2 separate regions of the Mus musculus genome follow, and region 2 is linked to region 1. A link is a loop called in an ENCODE intact Hi-C map of the cell type or tissue named here. Cell type or tissue: gastrocnemius. All regions are shown on one strand.

What was found. Hi-C counts contacts between places; a loop is a spot of excess contacts. Peaks named below come from ENCODE experiments on the same cell type or tissue, not always from the same donor. Only the 100,000 strongest peaks of a DNase experiment are listed, where the experiment ranks them.
Region 2: it touches region 1 in a loop (4-fold over the local background); 17 of 42 quality-filtered maps call a loop at or near these places.

Annotation. Positions count from the first base shown.
Region 1 is chr10:68,279,919-68,287,918 of GRCm38, forward strand. No RefSeq gene overlaps it. Among named protein-coding and RNA genes, the nearest start is that of Arid5b, 5.2 kb to the left of the region's middle. In gastrocnemius, CTCF peaks have their summits at 2,717 and 3,402 (motif pointing left); DNase peaks (open chromatin) are centred at 200, 535, 2,367, 2,773 and 2 more places; H3K4me3 peaks cover 2,168 bases; H3K27ac peaks cover 3,607 bases.
Region 2 is chr10:67,998,112-68,006,111 of GRCm38, forward strand. Rtkn2 (rhotekin 2) reads left to right here. Exons shown (of 12, transcript NM_001359319.1): 4 at 3,813-3,866; 5 at 5,093-5,210; 6 at 7,389-7,583. Among named protein-coding and RNA genes, the nearest start is that of Rtkn2, 23 kb to the left of the region's middle. In gastrocnemius, CTCF peaks have their summits at 189 (motif pointing right) and 3,584 (motif pointing left); DNase peaks (open chromatin) are centred at 233, 3,536 and 5,992; H3K4me3 peaks cover 1,610 bases; H3K27ac peaks cover 2,455 bases.

The DNA.
Region 1 (8,000 bases):
TTAACACAACGTAAGACAATAAAGGTTTTAAATGTGTATATTTATTGTTCTGGAGCCCTGGAGCATTGCGCGGTTTGCATGCACGGCTATTATGCAAACAGAGAAACTTAAGAGCCACAGAACAAGGAACAGGCAGGGACTGCAAAACCCTCGCTCGCTGCGACCCAGCTGCCGGTCCTCCGCCTGGCTCGCTTGCATTTTCGCAGCATTGATGTAAAATGGTGTACTCGCTTCCTCCACCCCTTCCCGGCTCTCCTCCCACTCTTTCCAGCACCCCTCCCCAACCCCCCAGCGATTTTATTATATTGGCACCAATCTTTCCAGAGTGGGTCTGGCAGGCTAAAAAAGTAAACATGTACTATATGGGGGATAAGGTTTGTATAGTACGACAGTTGAAACTCGATCCGCGATAAAATTACAGGATGTTGAAATTACTAGCAAGCTATTTTTAACGCTTTCGCAACGTTTCACCTCTACCCGCAGCATCGAGTTGAGACAGGATTACTTTAATGAAAATTATATTCACATGGCTGAAGTTAATACACCCAGCAGAGCACAAACGCCTCATCTTCGGTGATCTGGCGGTGGAAGGACCCTCTGTGTGTGTTTTGACGCTTTTTTTCCATAACGTCTGCCTCCGCTGCAGTAAGAATTAGGGCGCTTAACATTATCTAAAACACATTTTTTTGATTCAGAACATGGAGAAGTCATAAAAAAGGCAAGATGTATCTTGTTTCTATATACACAGAGATAAACGAAAGAAAATGGCAGATCCTCCAATTACAATAAGTAATAAAAGCCCATGCCAAAAAGCCCGTATTCTGGAAGCTGTCGAAAAGCTATTTTAATAATTTAAAGTAATATTCCAACTCTGCACCGTGGGGGAGGACAGTGTACCAATTTACAGTCTTCCATCTTTTGCATTAGCCAAATTATGACCTGCACATCACTCCTTAATTATCTTCCTTGAAATTTCATCTGATCTTACCATTTCATAAACATGGGTTAGAGAGAGAAATTACAGCCCTTTCGCCCTCTCTTTTTAACTTTATGGTGCACGCTGCAGACGTTTGATTAGAATAACCCATTTTGTTCATTTTTAACATATGAATGGATTTGACTGAAGGGCATTTTACATATTTAAAAAAAATATTCATGAGCTGCCTCGGGCTTCTGGTAGCCTCTGTCCTGTTAGTGTAAATATATACATTCAATTCAAAAGATGATATATTAAAAAAACTTGAGTTGCTGTATTTTGACAAGATTTTTCTTTGAGATCATCTATGAGTCAGTTTCCTGCCTGACCAAGGCGGCTGCATTTATGCAGGAAACCTCGACACAGTGCCTGAGGGCATCCCTGGATTGTGTATTAAACCTCTCTTAAAAAACACACAGCTTTCCACAGCATTTGAGCAACTTGGGTAGTCTTTAAGTGTCTGTAAATGACTTCACCTAATTAGAACCCTTCTTCTATGTCTCTTGAAGGTAGGCACTACACTAGGCTGCGCTGCTTTAATCTCCCTGATAAGGTCTTCCAAACCCAGCTCTGAATATTTCTGAATATTTGCATTTTTATAATCAGATCCCTGCTAAACCTTCAAACTGAATTTCTCCCCCTCTTCCTCCAGTACCTCGAACCCCACTCCCATGAACATCATAAATCTACTAAATCAATGGCCTATCCGATACTGAGAAAGGCCTTTAAAATCACAGATCACTGTGTTAGTGCCCCCCCCACCTCAAAAAAAATCTGTTCTTACCTCTTTAATGTGATGTTTGATAGACACCTGTAAATTATCTGTGTAGCAACTATCCATACAAAGAAAGTTTCAATTAAGATAAGGAGATTGTATTGAAACAGTTCTTTGAAGTAATGTAGTTAATAGCCTGTTTGATTTCTGCTTGTGAGAGAGTAATAACGTGGATTCAGGCTCCATCAATCACAGAGCAGATGTAAGACTTGAGACACCGACACCCAGGGGAATAGAGGCAAACTCCAGCAGCGCAGGGTCCCTGGGCTAATGTAAAGTAAATACTCATAAACAGATTGAATGCTGTAAGAAGACAATCCATTCAAGACAGTTATAATCATGAAAGCAACTGCTCTATTTATCTATAAAAAGGCTTGTAGTGGGGACTGACTGGGTCTGAGAAGAGGAGGAGGAGGGTAGAGCAGTGTATGTTTACACGAACCAATATTTCTTTTTTTCCCTTGTACTGAAACTCAGTAACCTCCACCCACACATGTATATTCCTGCTGCCTTATGAGCTCCCAATTGAACTGTTACCTAATATATTTAAAAGGTTTAAAAATTAGTATACACACACACACACACACACACACACACACCCTGGGCCTCAAGGGGCTTGGGGGTGGGGTGGGGGAGACACATTATTCGGTGTGTGTGAATCGTTCCATAAAGGATCAGGAGGATTAAGTTAGCTGCAAAACCCAGCAGTGACATAATTAGGCAGCTCGGGCTATAATAAACAGGATCATAAAAAAAAAAAGTACAGTTTGAAGAAAGAAGGCGTCCATTTCGAAACCTCCCATCTCTCCACTCACCTCAGGGCCTCCCCTCCCCTCTTCCCCCCCCACCAAAAAATTGCAAAAGGCAACTGAAGCATTTTTTGACCTTGGCTACAATAATACTTCATGTTTTAGCACTTTAGTCAGCATTTTATCTACTAATTGCTACACACTACCGCGTGTGGCTCAAATCTGCCACTGCAGCTTGCTTTCATTGGTGAGCGAATTGCTTGATAAAAACTGGGAACTCAACCTGGCTATTTCCTTTCTGGCTCCCCCTCCGCGCCCCCACCTCCTCCATTTTTTTTTTTTTTTCTTCTCGCGCTCTCTCTCTCTTACAGCTAGACGACACTATTTTTTAGAAACCTCCCACGCTGATGAAAACAGGGGCGGTGAATGGAACCCCAATGACCTTCCACAGGGCAGGGGGTGGGCGAAAGAGGAGTGTGGGGAGCACTGGGAAAGGGGTGGGGAGCGGGGCAAAACAGGGAGGTGGATCTCGGCCTGCTGATGCCAGGTCACTCAGAAAGCCCAGACCTTGGCTAGTGAGTGTTGGGCAGGGTGACCAGTCAGAGGGGTTCCAGCTGCCCACCTGGGGTTCTCCCCTCACTTGATTAGCCAAGAAGTGGGGATCCAGAGGTAACCCCTAGACAGTGTGGACTGAGTCGTGACTTTAAAAGTCAGCCCGGTGTGATGGTCAGCCACCGCCTGGCCCATCCCCCTGCTAGGCTGGCGCCACGGCGAGCCAGGGCTGGTTGGCGACCGTCAGAAGGCAGCCTCCAGCAGAGCGGGCTCGCCGGGCTGTGCAACAAGTCTACAGTTAGGATGATAAACAGGGTTATACGGGTCAGTGCTTTCCCGGAGACCTCTAGTGGTCAAAGGTTGAGCTACACCTTAAATGTGGGATTCCTGGCTGCAGCAGCGGTCTTCAGGGCTGGGGTGGGCGTGGGATACTAGCCCTGAACCAGGCTGTGGAGACGTTTCTAAATGGATTTCGAATGGGATGCAGGAATGACGTGGGAAACTTGGAGAAAGGCATCCTTGCGCAAAGGTCGCATGATGGTCTTTGTGGACAGGGAAAGCCCCAAGGCCCCTTCTTACCTCGGATGAGTCGCATATTTTCAGCGAGCAAATCATTTCCATTCCTAGGATCAATGTCGAACCTGTTTTGTTTTTTTCTAATGTTTGCAAATTAATTTTGAGTCCTAACTTACCTCAATCACCAAAACCACTTAATTTTAACTAACCTTTAAATGTCTCTGATGTTTATGACTTACATAGCATACAAACGCCAAACTTCTTTTTAAAAATGTTGTATAAAACATACTGACTCTCAATCTCCTTTTATTCTGGCATGTCTTGCTGTTAGAAAGGATGGTAGTAACTCACAACACGCCCCCCATCCGGCTCTTGAGATTCATTTGTGACCCAGCTGGCCCTGGTTGACTTGGAACTTCAGAGATTGGCCTTCCATGTGATGGTATTAATGGCATGAGCTTACAACTGACCTTAGTAAGAGTTATATATATATTTTTAATCCAGGACAATTATTTTAGCTTATAAAAAACAGAAGTCGGGCTGGAGAGATGGCTCAGCAGTTAAGAGCACTGACTGCTCTTCCAAAGGTCCTGAGTTCAATTCCCAGCAACCACATGGTGGCTCACAACCATCGGTAATGGAGTCTGATACCCTCTTCTGGAGTGTCTGAAGACAGCTACAGTGTACTCATATAAATAAAATAAATCTTTAAAAAAAAAAAGAAATCCCAGGCCTATGAAGCTATCAAAAATCTTGCCGTCTTTCCATCCATACACCACACATACACACCACACACATTCACATACACATTGATCACCCACTTACACACACAGAGCATACATATATACGCGCGCGCACACACACACAAAGCACACACACAAAGCACACACACAGTCCACATACAGAGCAAACACACCACACACACTCAAATACACCACACACTCGCATGCACACACAGAGCACACACACATATATACACTTACACATACAGCTAGCACGCACACACCCCATACTCACTTGCTCACTTACACACACACCACATATACACACTCACACACTTAAAAACACTCACACACTTGCACACACCGAGCGTACACACACACTCTCACACACAGCGAGCATATACTTACACACACATCAAGTACACACTTACACACACATTCACACACACATACACGCACATGCACACGCGCACGCGCACACACACACACACACACACACACACACACACACACACACACACACCAAGTCTTGGCTCTATTTGGGGTGAGGATGACAGTGCCTATAGAAATTTCCTCTGTGTGGTTTCAAATAGACATCAACAGTTCCTTGAACTTGGTGACTTACAACTTGAATTCATTTGATAAGCGTTCAGCAACTTCTTACGTTTGGCTGATGTGGATTTGGCTGATGAATCACCACACTGAAAGTCAAGGAATAATCCTTAACGTGTTTTCTCTGTCTCTGAGTCCATTGCTATAATTATGTGTCAGAAGTAAAGCCTAATTCCGATTTCTGAAGTCTCTCAGATAATTGTGGTACAATTATCTAGACTGGGCATCTATGTGCGTTTCTCTATGTTGGGTTGTCAACCAAACCCATGGGAGTGCCCGTACCCACCCACATTTAAAGTGCCACAGATTGACAAAGCTAAGGCCTTTTTTTTGGGGGGGGGGAGGCTAACATATGTAAATGTGGCTCATCTCTAAGGGCAGGAAGAGATTCAAGGCCTTGGACAAGAATAGCCCGGAGGTTGTTCCAATCCTCTTTGTCAATGACTTTGGATCAAGATAAAACTGGGTAAGCTTCCACAGAGTAAATCTAAACTAGATGAGTCTTCAGAGAGTTGCCCAATGTGTTCTTTAAATTAGAAAAATATATTACTTTATTGTTTTGTGTGTATGGGTGTATGGTGTGTATATGTGTGCTTGTGTATATGTTCGTGTGTGTGTGTGTGTGTGTGTGTGTGTGTGTGTGTGCATGTGTATATGAAAGTCCATGGTCACACTGGGTGTCTTCCTCTGTCATTTTTCTCTTTATTTATTGATTCAGGGTCTCCTGCTGAACCTAGCCAATTCCAGCTATTCTAGCTCGGCAGTTTATCATCCCCGCCCCGCCCTACATCCCTCCTCCTCCATCCCCTATCTTTTCCTCCAGAGTTCTGGAATTACTGCCGTGCCTGCCTGGCATTTGTGTAGATGCTGGGATTTTGAGGCCCAGGACTCAAGGCTTCTGCTTGCATGCCTAGCACTTCACCCATTGAGCCAACTCCTTAACCGGGCAACACCACCTTAATGGTGTCCTAACACCAATTCCCACCAGGACCCCAGGGTTGATTTTGGGGAAATTTTGCAAGCAGGCTATTAGACACATCTACTATTAAACATTAACTTACATTAATCTCACAGTTAACTAAGTTATATTAGTAGATAATGAAACATAATCAAACCCTGCTGCATTCTGTCTTACTGTACTTCACAATTGCCTATATATTTTTTTAAGATTTACTTATTTATTATATGTAAGTACACTGTAACTGTCTTCAGACACCGCAGAAGAGGGCATCTGATCTCATTACAGATGGTACCACATGGTTGCTGGGATTTGAACTCAGGACCTCCAGAAGAGCAGTCAGTGCTCTTAACTGCTGAGCCATCTCTCCAGCCCCAATTGTCTATATTCTTGAGATGAACTATCCCTCATATTTTTCTGTTCCAATGCTCAGTGATGACATCCTTACTTCGGTATATTTCTTCTGCACCCACTGGCAAGACAATGGTACTTTGAAATGAGAAAGAATGGCAGCATTTATACTACAGAATTCAATAAAGAGTATAAATCAGGCTGGGGAGTGGTGGCACACGCCTTTAATCCCAGCACTTGGGATGCAGAGGCAGGAGGATTTCTGAGTTCGAGGCCAGCCTGGTCTAGAGAGTGAGTTCCAAGACAGCTAGGGCTACACAGAGAAACCCTCTTGAAAAAAAAAGATTAAAAATCAGAATGTAACTTATTCCTTATTGACAGGTTAATTTAAGAGAGAGCTATGCTTTTACTCTAAACTATCCCTTATAGGCAAACTTGCTTGCCTGCTGGTGGCACTTGGGGGAAGTGACTGGGTTTTAACTCCGTCCATAGGTTAATTCATAGACTCATTCTTTAATCTCTTGCTGCGTGGTTGTAGAGACTTAGGAAATAGAGACCAGTCTGAGAGCGAAGCAACTGAGTGCTTGCCTTTAAAGGTATGCTAGTCCTTAGCTATTCTTGGTCTCCGTCTCTGTGTTTCCTGTAGCCAGGATGTGAGACTCTTTGCTCCACCACAGGCCGGCTGTTTGCTAAGACCTTTGCCTTCCCTTCAGGCCCAAAGTGACAGGAACTTTGTGACCCTGAACTGAGACCTGCAAAACTGTGAACTCTAATAAATCGTCCTCCCTTCAAGCTCCCTTCAAGCATCTGTCCCAGTAAGAGAACACTTAACTCAGCAGGTTAAGGACAGAGGCAATTTGGTAGATTATGATAGATAATTTGAGGTGTTGACTGGGTCATGGGGTGAGCACATTTATGGTGAAACATTATCTTGGGTGTGTTTGGAAGGAAGTCACTGAATGGGGTTCACATTTTACTCAGGAAATGGACTGTGTCTCCTAATGTGGAAGGAAGAGTAGTTGAAACCATGATTAGCACAGACAGGTTAAGGAAGGAGAGCACTCTTACTCAACTAGAGCTAGGAATTTGGTTTTCTTAGACCTTCGATGTGAACCCAAAACAATGGCTTCATGCCTTCTTAGTGTCTGTTATTGTCCACTATATGTCACATACGTAGATGCTTTATAACACAACAGTTCTCTCTCTGTGTCTCTTTCTCTCCCTCTCTCTGTGTCTCTGTCTCTTTCTCCCTCTCTGTGTGTCTCTGTGTCTCTGTGTCTGTCTCTGTCTCTCTGTCTCTGTCTCTCTGTCTCTCTCTGTCTCTCTCTCTCTCTCTCTCTCTCTCTCTCACACACACACACACACACACACACACACACACACACACACACACACACACACACACACTTTTTTGGTCCTCTTCCCCTGGAGATCCTTGACTAATCAGCAAATTAAACATAAAAGTAAGAATGCTCAAATCTGTTTCCAATTATTTTGTGACTAGCATCAAAAAAAATTGAGAAAATATTTAAAACCCATCATTTAATATCAATACGAAGTTGCTTGTATTATTAAAGAAAGAACAAAATTCAGGGATGCATCCTTATTTATTATTTATTTATTTATTTATTACTTCTGTTTTACTCTTTGGGAAAGATAAAAATGTTAGTCAGCACTCACTTTGAGACTATAGCTCTGGGTAGAGTTAGCAAATACGTACAAAAGGTACAGGGAGAACAAACTGCTGTATTTTATGAGCACAATTGCTGATTTTGTTACTGTTTGGGCC
Region 2 (8,000 bases), 280 kb before region 1:
GCTCTGTCTTCCATTACACAAGCCACGTGATTTAGGCAGATTTTTCCCCCACTTTCTCTTGTCAACAGAGGCCTTGATTGAGACACCTGATTGGGTTGTGCAATTGTTTCATTTCCTCCATTCCCTCCCATCTTTGCCTCTGCTGGAGTGGCATTTCCTGTCAGCAGAGCGAGCAGGCACCTTGCCACTAGATGGCGCTTAGGTTGTCGGTCTCAGTTTCTCCAAAATGGTAGCCCCCCACCCCTTCCGTACCAACCCCCTGCCACTAGATGGCGCTTAGGCTGTCTCATTTCTCTAAAACGGCAGCCCCCCACCCCATCCACATCCCCGGAAGAAGTGGCATGGAGATGCCACACGATTAGCATGGCTGGCTTGCAGATATCTCATCGCGACACCCTGCAAACAGCCTTGTGGCCTGAGCTGAACCCCCAGTAATAGCTGGTGTATCCCACTGGCCAGAGCAAGGTAGAGCGCCTGCTATTGTGTCCCCTGGCCTGCTGAGGGACTATTCTCTCTCTCCATCGCTCACAGCCATGGTACTGAGTTTTATTTGACCTCACTGGCAAAATTGGAGAAATTGCCCTCAGTGTGTGTGTGTGTGTGTGTGTGTGTGTGTGTGTGTGTGTCGGGGGGGGGGGCAGGGGGAGCACCTCAGAAAATTATATGAACTTCATAAAATCCTTTTGCCTGTTTTGTGGTTATTTGCGTTCACGATCAGCCTTCCACTTGTGGCTGACGTGCCCTCAGCGTGTCCTGTGTCCTGGTCTCCGTCTTGTACTTGTGGCTGACATGAGGCCCACTGCTTTGCCTGGGCCTTTTAGCTGTGGAACAGAGGACGTTTGCAGACTCCTCTCTACTGTGCCTAAATACATCCTAACATGCATAGGTAAATGCTGGAGAACTTCAGAGATTTCCCACCACCACTAAAATATTGCCCTCTTCCCTTGCTTCTAATAAGGTTCCACTCTGTAGGCGAATGGGGTAGGTGACCTGGTCAGTGAGTTCGGTGACTTAACATTGTCTGTTGTCCTGTGGAGACCGCTTGTTTACTGCCACCACGTTTAGAAGAGTCTTGAACAAAAATATTTAAGGTCAAGGATGACTTTTCGTGATCTCAGATACCTTTGGACAGAAGCCAAGGTTAGCTTTTTTTTTTTCTCCCCAAGACAATTTGAAGCCTAATTAAGGCGTGAACCCCCGGGAGATGGGACACCCGTGTCATTAGCATCATTAGCATGATTTCAGCTGACTGGACATTTTTGCAGCCCAGTTTCAGAATGTTTCTAAGATCGCGCTGTAAACAGGACAGACCTGGATTTTGAGGTTTTCACTGACCAGAGCTTCCTAACTATACAAATAACAGGTCCATCCCATCCTTCCCGCACCAGGTGATGCGGGGTGGCTGGTGTGTGTTTTCGCCTCCCAGTTCAGTGACTAGACCAAACTGGTTACCCACAAACGGTCAGCGGTTTCAGTTTTTTGTGGGTTTTTCCATCTTTCTTTCTTTTCATATGTGTACGTGCGTGTTTGCATGTGTGTGGATGTGTGTAAGTGCCTGTGCACATGCTAGGCTTCCGGAGGTTGTGGCATCCCAGTCCTGATGTCCACACTACTCATTTTGATGCAGGGCCTGTCAGTCACACCCACAGGTCCCTGGTGATGCTTAAGTCTCTAGAGCCAACTTTCTTTGGGGACCCCCTGAGGTGTCGGCCACAGCCACCGGACATGCACATGGGTTTTGCGATCCAAACTGTGGCTGTGCAGCAAGATGGCCTCCAAGCCATCGCCCCAGTCCAGTCCCTAGTACACATCAGGCCAGCTACAATGCTGTTGAGGCTGTCTTAGTTTGCCATAAAATGCCAGCAGAGACATTAAAAAAAAAAAAAAAGACAAAGGTGGACCACTGTAAGCTGAAACCCAGCTGATCATCTGCCAGAATGTAGAAGGTATTTCTGTCATTCGATGTTGGATCCTTTGCTGTCTGAAGACTGCACAGCCAACAGGGACACAGATGAGAAAGATCCCCTTACATGGAGTCGAGGCGAGGTATGGGGAAGAGCAGGATGGAACCCAAGCTGTGGGGAGGCCTGGGTCAGTGTCCTCCCATGAGCGCGTGAACAGTTAGAGCTTCGCCACCACAGCCAGGACAGCTGCGAGTGAGACGCACTGGCCACTGTGGAATGAAAGGAGCTAGGAGGCGGCCACTGTGGTCCAGCAAGAAGTGAGTTTGGACAGGCCATTAGCCGGGTTATAATTCAAACACAATGAAGACATCCGTATTAAAGTCACGGGTAAAATACCGGGGTCTTATTATGGTCAACATAAGTTAGGACTGGTTTGGAATTGTAGCTAACATAATGGCTGGAAAACAAAGCTATTGAAAAAATGGAACAGGCAGATTGGATACTTTGGAGGCTAACGAATGGCAGATGGAGATGACCTCAGGGGAGGGACTGAGACGCTGGAATTAAAGCATTCAATAGATCCCGACCGGATTTAGGAGAAATAAATAAAAGGCGGTAGTTTTTCTTCAAACCAGCAATGACTTGCTAGGGATGACAGTGGAAAAAGTGTCACTTACAGTAAAGCAGCAGCCCCCCCCCCCAAGCATTAAATATATAAGAAATAACCTTAATTAAAATACACGAGCAGGAGCAGGAGGCGAAGCTCCGTGGGAGGGTTCTTCCCAGCCCCTGGGCCTGACTTCTAGCCCTCAAACAAACAGAAAGCCAGGGTGAGAGCAAATGGTAAGGGTAAATCTGTAATGTGAAGATGAAATATTAAAAAGTTATTAGTTCCCTGGGCCAGTGAGGGCGCTCAACAGATAAAGGTGCTTGCTACCAACCCTCATGACCTCAGTCCTCCTGAGGCCCATGACTTCCACAAGTCGCCTCTGATCTCTGCACACAGGGAGACACAAAGTCTCTCTCTCTCTCTCTCTCTCTCTCTCTCTCTCTCTCTCTCTCTCTCTCTCTCTCTCTCTCTTCACATATGTGTGTGTGTGAGTATATATGTATGTGTGTGTGTGTGTGTGTGTATATATATATATATATATATATATATATATATATATATAATAAAACACATTCCTAAGTTGTTTTGCATAGTAAAACATTTGAGAGGGAATTTTGACCAAAATTAAAAACATTCTTAAAAAGAACCAGTGACAGTCACATGCCTCCAAAAGACAACAACCCAGCGCAGCAGGCGTCAGAAGGTGTCAGTTGATAACTGATTCAGTTCCACACATGAAGTGTTTGGCCCAGGAACAAGCATGGATGGCCTCAGAAGGGCACAGCCAATAAGGAAGTCAGCGTGACATATACGTAAAGCTAAGATAATATTTAGAAGAATGTATTCTCACTTCAGATACTTGCAAATTTCACACATATTTAATAACTTCTAACACACACACACCGCCAGAGCTGGAGAGATGGCTCAGTGGCTGAGAGTGTGTACCAATTTCCACAGGACCTGAGTTGGGTTCCCAGCATCTACATATGGCTCGGAACGACCTATATCACAGAGCCATTGGATACAGCGCCCTCTTCTGGCCTTCATGGGCATCGGTCCTGCAAGTGGTGCAGAGACATGCATGCAGGAGAAACACCCATCTGCATAAAAATAAATATTTTTAAAAATCATCTCTAAACAATAATTAGGAAATTGCTGTGTATATTTCTTTTTGTTTTTGGTGGGCCCAGTCTGTCATGGAGCTCAGAGGTTCACATCGTGGGTGAAACAAAAATTATCAAAATAATTGTTTCTTTTTCTTTTCTTTCTTTCTTTTTTTTTTTTTGCCTTCTTTATAGATATCCGAATACCATTAATGTGGAAAGACTCCGATCACTTCAGTAATAAAGAATGTACGTATAGCTTTAATTTGTATTTGGAAATGTTTCCTCGAGTGCTTAGGACACGCATTTGTGATTTCTGAGGTCAGAACTCTTTGGTTCGGAGACACATTGGTGCCATTTGGCTATAAGCATCCTGTCAGCAAACTGTCGATTTCTGACTTGGGGGACCGCACATCAGTTCCCTGATTCAGACTAAGATATGCATACCAATGAAGGGGAGTCATCAGCGATGGGAACTTGTGTGGGGGCTCAGAGTGGAGAGATGGGTAGAAAGGTAGAGCCCCCACACCCCAAAGAGGCATGGGGTGAGTCAGTAGACGTGAAATTTCTTTTTTTCTCTTATTATGTATGACTCAGGAGGTCTGAGCTTTGCTTTGCTAGATCGTTTAAGAGGGTGTAATGAAAGATTTTTAGATTGCTGTGATTTTCTCCTCCTCCCCCTCCCCCTCCTTCTCTGTTTCATTGGCTACACACAGTCTTCACAAGTCCATGTATCTCTTGGATCACGGACATTAACCTCAAATGTGCCCTAGCTGTTCAAGGCAGAGCCGGGTGACCCAGCAGCCCCTTCATTTGCCTTGTTTACCTTGATGGCTTTGTCCATATTCCAAAAGCCAAATGGTATCGGGCATAATTAGTTTTACATGAAGAATTTAAATCAGGTTAGTGTTTGTTTTTCAATTAAGACGTATAATTCACTTCACCAAGGAATGCTTGTGGGATTTGAGTCAATCTTCGAGATTACTGCAGAGAATAAACTTTCCTAAAGAGCTGCGTTTTCTCAGTAATGAGGATTTAGCCCTTTAATCACCTGGCATTTTTAAGAACGTCACCAGATTGGAGGGTCTAGCTGCTGTTGTTTGTATCCATGCCTGCCATTTGGGCGTTGGGGTTTTCACATCCTTTTTTTCCCTTACTTATTGTTTGGTGGCTGTTGATACACCTTACAAGTCATCTTTTCTTGGACATCAAAACTTGGACATCAAATGGAGTCATTTATATGTGTGGCGCTAAATTGACCGAGAGGCATAAAGTTTGCTAAGTGATCAGATTTGGCTGCAGGGATCTCTTTGGGACACCGCCGAGGGGCCCCGTGTTTATTTTCTGATGTTCCTTGGTTTGAGGTTGGGCTTGAGTGGGGTGAGGGAGTGAGTGACCTCCGAGTGTCTCACTCACACAGGTATGATTGTCCTGCTTGTGACGGCTCCTGCCGCTGTCTGCTGTCTCTCCTCTAGGCACACAGCGCTTCGCCATCTTTTGCTTATTCAGGATGGGAGCTCAGGTGTTTGACACGGACATGGTGATTGTGGACCAGACAGTCACAGATATATGTTTCGAAAATGTCACCATCTTGTAAGTAGCCTTAATCCTCAGAGGGTGAAATCTGAACTTCTGCCTCTTTTTTTTTTTTTCTTATCAGTGAAGAAAGCCTAATTACTGTCTTTTAAATTCTGATGGCCTACATCCTGGTGGGCCTTGGCTTCTTTTCAAAGCACCGGCAGCTTTAAAATGTTTAAAAGTTACCCCCTTTTTTGGATCCAGAATAAAATAGAAATCTTATAATTAATACTTAGCAAGCAGACAGTTGACTCAATGGCTCTGCTAAACTTCTTATAAATATTTATATTTCTGTCCCTACCCAAACTCTGAGTATGATAGAATTTCATTTGATGCTTGATGTAATACAGCAAATTTGGGCATAAAGCTGATTTTCTTTTCCTTCACAGGAAATTCAGTACAAAAACTAATGAGGTGGTAAAGCTTTCTTATGAACCGTTCTCTTAAGTGCTTCTGACGGTGGATTTTGGGGTGCTCTTTCTCTTATAGCGGGCTTCTCTCATGTACTCAAACAGTGTAGAACAGCTTGACCATCTTAAGGGCTCTTTTATGGGCAGGCTCATTTTATTATGGCCCATCCTACAGAGAGACAAAAACAGCTTCCTTGGGTAGCCATGGACATCATTTTTAACGAACATGAGGTTTTTTTTTCCCCTGGCCCTTGGCCTCTCTCTCAAAGTCTTTGTTGGCATATCTCCCCATGGGGTTTGTCTCTGGGGGTAGGGGGAGCCCTTGAGATGCCATTTCTAGATCAAGTGGTCGTAGCTGCCCCAACTGCCCACAGGCAATCACCAGCATACCCTTGGCCGCGGCCCGTGGCACTTTAGATTTCAGAGGGGTCACGTCACACTGACAGGACCGTGGCAGACAGCGTTCCGTGGCTCCTGCAGCTCGCGTCCTGGAGTAACTGTGTAAGATGTAACATCGAGTTACCCTGGGCTGTCAGCAGTAACGCGAGCCTTTTTACAAGTTGTACTCAAGCCAGTGGAATTTAGTTCTCTCCTGCCTTGGGATTAGTCTCAAGTTCTTGTACACTTTTAGGCTAACGTGTATCTCCTTCATTATCTCTTTCTCTTTACTTCTATTTCCAATGCTGCTAAGGACTTTTTCTCCCCCCTGCCAAAATTATCCCACTCACTAATCGCCTCTTGTCTTCACATCAGTCCACCATTGTTCATGTTTTGCCACAGAGACAAAAAAGTTCCTGTGGGGTGGGGGTGAGGGCCCCCCCCCCACACAGGAAGAACAATACAAATGATTTGGAAGACAACATATGATTTATTGGCATTTTTGGGGTATAAATATTTTAAATTGGCCTAAAAATAGCTGCTGACAAATGTTCTAAATGTTAAAAAAAATGTGCTCTTTGTTACGACGCTTGTTTTTAATAAGTCTTCAATATTTATGAATCTCTGGTTTTCCTCTAAATATTGACATTTGTTGCTCATTACCAGGAATACTGTATGTTTAGACGTTGCCAAGTAAGAAACTATAAAAATAGCTGCAAGTCAGTCCTTGGATGTATCCAAACTGTAGATTGGCTATTTGAATTTTAAAGCCCCAGGACTGAGGCCTACCTTCTGTCTTCAGGTGGCATCTGCGGATGAATGCGGTTCTAAGTGTGTTTTTCCCTTAGTTTTACTGCTGTTTGGTTGTGTGGTTTGTTGGTGTTTTTGTGTTTTTGTTTTTGTTTTTGTTTGAGATGGCATTTCTCTGGTTCTGTAGACCAGGCTGGCCTCGAACTTGCCTCTGTTTCTCAAGTGCCAGGATTAAAGGCGTGTGCCACCACTTGGTGTTGTGTTTTGCACTTTAGTAAATCTGTCCGCCTTCACCTCCCCAGCCGTGGGGTTACAGGTCCCTGCTTCTGTGCCTGGCTTTTTAAAAAAATGAATTCTGGGGAATGGACTCAGGTGCACATGCTTGCTTGCCAGGTATTTTACTAAATCAATCAATCAATCAATCAGTCAATAAATAAAGTCATTCCCCAAGTCCCCAAGACTGGTTTAGAAGCTAAGAGTTCTAAAAGTCACAGTGACCCTCTTAGGCCATTTAGAAAGTAAATAAACGTGGGCATGGTGTCCCCTTGCGTACGGTTTAAACGCTGAATTTAAATATTGGGAAGACACCCAAGGGGTTTTAGTTTTGCTCTCTGCTGAATTAGACTCCCAGCCTTGTCGCTGCTCTCGGTTTCAGCAACGAGGCAGGACCGGACTTCCAGATAAAGATAGAAGTCTACAGCTGCAGCGCAGAGGAGTCCTCCCTAACCAACACCCCGAGGAAGCTGGCTAAGAAGCTGAAGACGTCCATCAGCAAAGCCACGGGAAGGAAAATCAGCGCAGCGCTCCAGGAAGAGAGCCCAGAGGCGTGCTTGCTCGCTGGTTCTGTGGCGTAAGCTCTCTAATATAGCGTGGGTGGTATTTCAGAGCATTGTCTTTCGATGCTTGTTTGTAATTTAACTGGAAAAACATCCTGCAACAGAGGGGAACTCGGAGGTGTGGCCTTTACCCAGCTGAGATGCGCTTGGCCCCTTCTTTGAAGGATGGAAGTCAGGTGAACTGCTTTTGCGTTGCTTGGGATTCCACACCTGTATTAGTCGGGGTTCTCTAGAGTCACAGAACTTACGGGTAGTCTCTATATAGTAAGGGAATTGTTGATGATGTACAGTTACCCCAACAGTGGTCAGCAGCAGCTGTGAATGGAAGTCCAAGGATCTAGCAGTTGCTCAGTCCCACAAGGCAAGCAGGTGAAGGAGAGGGAGCGAATCTTTCTTCTTCCAATGTCCTAATGTAGGTCTTCAGCAGAAGG